Regions from separate parts of the Homo sapiens genome. Here region 1 is linked to region 2. Evidence: read pairs that join two places in POLR2A ChIA-PET (ENCODE). Cell type or tissue: GM12878. All regions are shown on one strand. Links, peaks and the distances in the headings refer to the core of each region. The heading gives the core; the rest is flanking DNA.

Region 1 (2,919 bases), core at 317-2,816, 78 kb before region 2:
AGACAGAGGCAGCTGGATCAATGTCCTTCTTCCCCTTGGGTAACTCTGTGGACCCTCCTGCCCCAATTGTCCTTGCAGCTTCCCCTAAAATGCAGCCTGAACACCCTCCCTCTGCCTGCTATCCCGCCCAGCTCCACCAATGATTTACCCAGCCCTTTAAAGAATGGATTGAGAAAGAGAGAGAGAGAGAGGAAACTTACCTGCAGAGAATAACATGTTAACCCCTTCCCTGGCTGCAGTTCTGTGACATAGTACACAAAAGATATTGCAATTGTTTTTCTTTCTGACATCATATCTACCAGGCCTTACAGGAATTTTTTGCATGTTTAGAATCCATGTGTGTGTGTGTGTGTGTGTGTGTGTGCATGTGTGTGTTATCAGAGACTGTTGTGCCCCTACTAGGAGGTTTTAAACATTGTCAGAACCTATACGTGTTCTCCCAGAACATCAGATATCAAAGAGCAAGGGGGGCCCGTGCATTTCGAAGATACGTGCCCAGGTCTCCCCTAGTAGTTCTCAGGGAGAGAAGTAGGTAAGGCTGAGCTTCTCCACTTTTTTATTGTCTTCCAGAAAAGAACAGAATGTTATTCTGAGGAGAATGGAATTTCTGAAGATCATTTAATCATCTCTCAGGGTCTAGGCTGCTTTGTACACATAAGAGTAATTTAGGGAACTGTTAATAATGCAGATTTCACCTACTCAACATCAGCCTTGGCAAAGAACTTATGGCTAAGTCCCCAAAAGCAATTGTAAGAAAAACAAAAAAACAACAGTGGGACCTAATTATACTAAAGGGCTCTGCACAACAAAAGAAAATAGCAACAAAGTAAACAGACAACCTGCACAATGAGAGAAAATATTTGCAGACTATGCATCCAATAAAGGACTACTATCCAGAATGTGTAAGGAACTTCAATCAGCAAGCAAAAAACAAATGACCTCATTAAAAGACAGGCAAGGCTGGGAGCGGTAGCTCACACCTGTAATCCCAACATTTTGGGAGGCCAAGGTGGGCAGATCACTTGAGGTCAGGAGTTCGAGACCAGCCTGGTCAACATCCAGTGAAACTCCATCTCTACTAAAAATACAAAAAGTAGCCAGGCATGGTTGTGCACACCTGTAATCCCAGCTACATGGGAGGCGGAGCAATAGAATCGCTTGAACCTGGGAGGCAGAGGTTGCAGTTAGCTGAGATCACACCTCTGCACTCCAGCCTGAGCTACAGAGCAAGACTCCGTCTCAGAAAAAAAAAAAAAAAAAAAAAAAAAAGATGGGCAAAGGACATGAACAGCTGCTTCTCAAAAGAAGATATACAAGTGGCCAAGAAACATATTTTTAAAAATGCTCATTGTCACTAGTCATAACAGAAATGCAAATCAAAACCACAATGAGATTCTATCTCACCCCAGTCAGCATGGCTATTATTAAAAAGTCAAAAAATAGCAGAGGCTGGGGAGGTTGCAAAGAAAAGGGAACACTTAAACACTGCTGGTGGGAATGTAAGTTAGGCCAGCTACTGTGGAAGGTAGTTTGTAGTTTTCTCAAAGAGCTTAAAACAGAACTACCATTTGACCCATCAATCCCATTACTGGGTATAAACCCAAAAGAAAATAAACTTTTCTACCAAAAGGACACACACACTCATATGTTCATCACAGCACTATTCACAATAGTGAAGTCATGGAATCCATCTAGGTGCCCATCAAAGATGGATTAGATAAAGGAAATATAGTACATATACACCATGGAATACTACACAACCATAAACAAGAATGAAATCAGGTCCTTTGCAGCAACATGAATGCAGCTGGAGATTATGATCCTAAGCAAATGAATACAGGAACAGAAAACCAAATACCACATGTTTTCACTTATAAGTGGGAACTAAGCATTGAGGACACATGAACATAAAGATGGGAACAATAGAAAGTCGAGACTACTAGAAGCGGGAGGGAGGAAGGGGAATGTGGGCTGGAAAACTTCCTATTAGGTACAATGCTCACTACTTGAGTGATGGAATCATTCATACCCCAAACCTCAGCATCATGCAATATACCCGTGTAACAAGCCTGCACATGTACCCCCTGAGTCAAAAATAAAAGTTGAAAAAAACATTTTTATTTATTTATTTATTTGCTTTTTTTTTTTTTTGAGACAGAGTCTTGCTTTGTTGCCCAGGCTAGAGTGCAGAGGCTCAATCTCGGCTCACTGCAAGCTCCGCCTCCTGGGTTCACGCCATTCTCCTGCCTCAGCCTCCCGAGTAGCTGTGACTACAGGCACCCGCCACCATGCCCAGCTAATTTTTTGTATTTTTAGTAGAGACGGGGTTTCACCATGTTGGCCAGGATGGTCTCAATCTCCTGACCTCGTGATCCACCTGCCTCGACCTCCCAAAGTGCTGGGATTACAGGCGTGAGCCACCACGCTCGGCCAAAAGTTGAAATTTTTAATGCAGGTTTTACAGACACTCCCCAGAGATTGTGACTCAATAGAATGGGGTCCAGGAATCCAAAAAAGTTTTTGCCAGATGTCCCCAGGAGACTCTGATGTAGGTGGCCCATGGGCTACACTTTGAGAAGCACTCACTAAGCTTATATGGACAGAATCTTTTTATAGATTCTGCCTTCAGAACTCTCCCTTTGCAGCATCCTGCTGAGGGGGTGTCCCCTTCCCAAAGATGGCCACCAGGCAACACGGCCGCAGTGGCTGCCCGGTGCAGCGAGGCCATGGGACGCATTCCTCCAGCTGCTCTGGATCCCCTAGAGTGAGGCTTTCATCAGTTGGATTCCTGTCCTGGAGCTCAGCCAGTTCCAGGATAAGGGCCTGGGACACTGGGCTCTCGAATAGATTTTGATGCTGGGTTTGTTTGCTGATCTGTTGTTCTTGTTTATTTTTAAGACTTGAGGGTGTGTTTGAATC
Region 2 (2,919 bases), core at 150-2,649:
TCTAGCTAGGGGGCAGTATCCCTGGTTGCTCCTTTTGCCTCACATTCCTGCATAGCTCTGCAGGGCACTGCAAGTGTCTGGTCCATATTTAAAATCTTGACATTTTCTTCATCTTGGAATTTTGTGTTAATTTTGATTATTTAAAATATTGCAGTAAGATATTCTTTATCTTGTTTACTGAGTTTTTGACCCCCTCCTTGTAGGTTGCACCCAAAGCAAGTGCCTCACTCACTTCGCCCTGCACCTGAAGCCCTCCCTTTAAAGAATGTTTGTTGACCCCTGGCTAGAACATAAAGGAGGCCAACCGAGTTGTCCTTCTAGTGAGAAATAAAATCAGTAGTCACTGAAACTAAGCTCAAAGGAAAGGCAAAGAAAAATGGAAGCATAGTATGTCTTTTAACATCAGCACGATATTGTGGTTAAGACATTGCCAGTTGAGTCAAATAGAAGGGCAAAAGAGTCTCTCCCACTAGGTTCTGTAGCCATCGGCTTGGTTTTCACCTGGGAAAAAAACAGGCCTAGTGGAATGCATGAGCGAGTAATCAAGGTAGCATGAATATTCTGCAGCACATCAAGTGTGATACTCTCAGGCACAATCACAGTTAGCTATGGCCTCCTCAACCAAGCCCAATGCACTAACCCTCCCAGAAGGCCTCACACATCCCACTGGATTTCCATGAACCACTAAGCCTCTAGAGGCAGGGACATATTTGCCATATTATTGGTACTAAATTATTATGAAAGAAAGAGAGGAAGGGAAGAAGGGAGGAAGGGAAGAAGGAAGGAAGGAAGGAAGGAAAGAAAGGAAGGAAGGAAGGAAGGAAGGAAGGAAGGAAGGAAGGAGGGAGGGAGGGAGGGAGGGAAGAAAAGAAAAATTAAAGACAACAGGCTCTGCAGACAGAAGCCCTGGGCACTAATCCCACCTTGTGTGACCTTCAGGAACTCTCTGAAGTTCAGTTTCCTCATCTGTAAGATGGAGAGGAGAACAATAACTATTTCACAGGGTTTAGGAGAGGATCAAATGATAAACTGCTCCTGAAAGTGTTTCATAAAATGTAAGAATGTAGTTTAACAAAAGACTGTATTGGTTTAAGTGCTACTGAGAAAAATGCTGTATGGTCTGGAGGGTATTTTTGGAGGAAGTGAAAGTCTTTGGAGCCAAAATAAAAACAGTGAGGGAAGGTCATGAATGATTAAGGGAGGTGATTGTCTGTTACTGTCTATGGAAAACAGAAATCAAAACATAATTCCCCAAAAACAGAGAAATGAAGCTTTCAAGTATTGAAAAAAAAAAAAAACCATGGCAAGAGACCATGGTCCTCGTTCCTGCATAATGTGAATATGTTTCAGATTATAGGTCTAGTTTACTCAGGGCACAGTCAGAATCCCCCAAAAGCCATCATTTTCTCTGTTGAATGCTTTTCCAAATATGTAGTATTCAAAATAAATGGTCAGATGCCACACACACCACACACAAAAAAGGAGAGTGCTCGTGTTTTTAATAGCTTGTGAAATGCAGCCATGGGCCTGCTGGTTGGGGTTGAAAGGAAGTAGCCCATAAACAACTCCATCAAGCGTGACAGAGCATGTTTGAGCTCAGCTTCACACAAAGAAAATTATTCCACAGTTCCAAGTGCCTGGGACCCTCAAGCAAGATCACATCCTACTGGTAGAGACATAAGGTGCTTCAAGGAAGCTGCAATGATACCTTGTAGCCCCAGCCTGAGGACTGAGGTGTGAGATTTAAGATTTATAAGAAACGTGGGATCTATGGATTGCTTACTTACAAAACTGATAAAAAGCTTTACTGACAGTTTTATAATGTTAGAGTTTGAATGGAAGCTTACTGTGTAGGGAAACAATTTCAATTTAATTTGTTTTTGACCAATTAAATGTTCATAGGAAAAGATATGTCTCTTTGGGAGGGTAGGGGGAGTCATTCACTTAGATTCCTTCTCCTTGTACACAGAATTACCTCTCAAAGTTGTTACAGAATCTATTCAAATGAGTCGTTAGATCCCCTAATGAGATCTAATTCAATATATATTCAAGTAGACAGAATGAAAAGCCAAGATCTGTGTTTCATTCTTAATCCTTTCAGTTACTGCTGTCTGAGTATGTCTAAGTCCTTCAACATCTCTTCATCTCAGCCACCACCTCGGATAAGTGGGAGCCATGGTTCTCAGCCTCTGGAATGAGTCAACCTGGCTTAATACCAGGTGATGGCTCCTCTCTACCCTCAAAGGTGCATGAGAGCCATCTTGTCCCTACTATATGCCCCCACACTCTGGTCCAATGAGACCCAAGCTAGGGAAATCAGTTTCTACACATTTTCTATCAGATCTACGAGAGTCATTTTCTGCCACCTGGATAGGTAAACGGGCAAGACTGTTCCTCAGGAAAGAACAGACCATTTGACTACAATTGCCCAGGAGAGGTAGAGAAAAGACACCAAGAGGACAGAGATTTGGAGGCTCTCAGTGTCCCAGTTGTAGGATCCTTTTCTGAAGCTCAGCTGCCTCCCAGGTTCTTAGAACTCATGATGTGCTGCCAACATGAAATCAATAAAAGCCCCTAACTTGAATATAAGCTTGCTTAGGTCAGGTTAGATTTTCATAATTGCAGCCTGAAGAGCCCCAACTAACATAGTTCTGTAATATAAACCCTAAAACTAAATTAGGTAGTATTTGTGATGTCTAGCCCTATGTTCCTTACCACCACCACCTCTCTTTCTCTGTTTGTTGAATAAATCAGATTTATAGATGAGAAGACTGGAGAAAACCATAGGGAACATCTGATCACATTCCACTTATAGATGCAGAACCAGAGAGGTTAAGTGACTTGCTCAAAACCAGCTTGTTTACAGTGGAAAATTCCAGAAGCTTTCTATTACAGCCACAATATTTTAGGCAAACGTCT

What was found. ChIA-PET counts read pairs that join two places held together with the same protein. Peaks named below come from ENCODE experiments on the same cell type or tissue, not always from the same donor. Only the 100,000 strongest peaks of a DNase experiment are listed, where the experiment ranks them.
Region 1: POLR2A ChIA-PET joins it to region 2 with 12 read pairs; 4 of 35 experiments call an interaction of 5 or more read pairs at or near these places.

What each region holds. Positions count from the first base shown.
Region 1 is chr7:33,748,841-33,751,759 of GRCh38, reverse strand. No RefSeq gene overlaps it. Among named protein-coding and RNA genes, the nearest start is that of FLJ20712, 24 kb to the right of the region's middle. RefSeq lists an enhancer at 1-800. In GM12878, for the core only: no CTCF peak of the experiment used is centred there; a DNase peak (open chromatin) is centred at 1,389.
Region 2 is chr7:33,670,309-33,673,227 of GRCh38, reverse strand. No RefSeq gene overlaps it. Among named protein-coding and RNA genes, the nearest start is that of FLJ20712, 54 kb to the left of the region's middle. In GM12878, for the core only: no CTCF peak of the experiment used is centred there; DNase peaks (open chromatin) are centred at 1,093 and 1,557.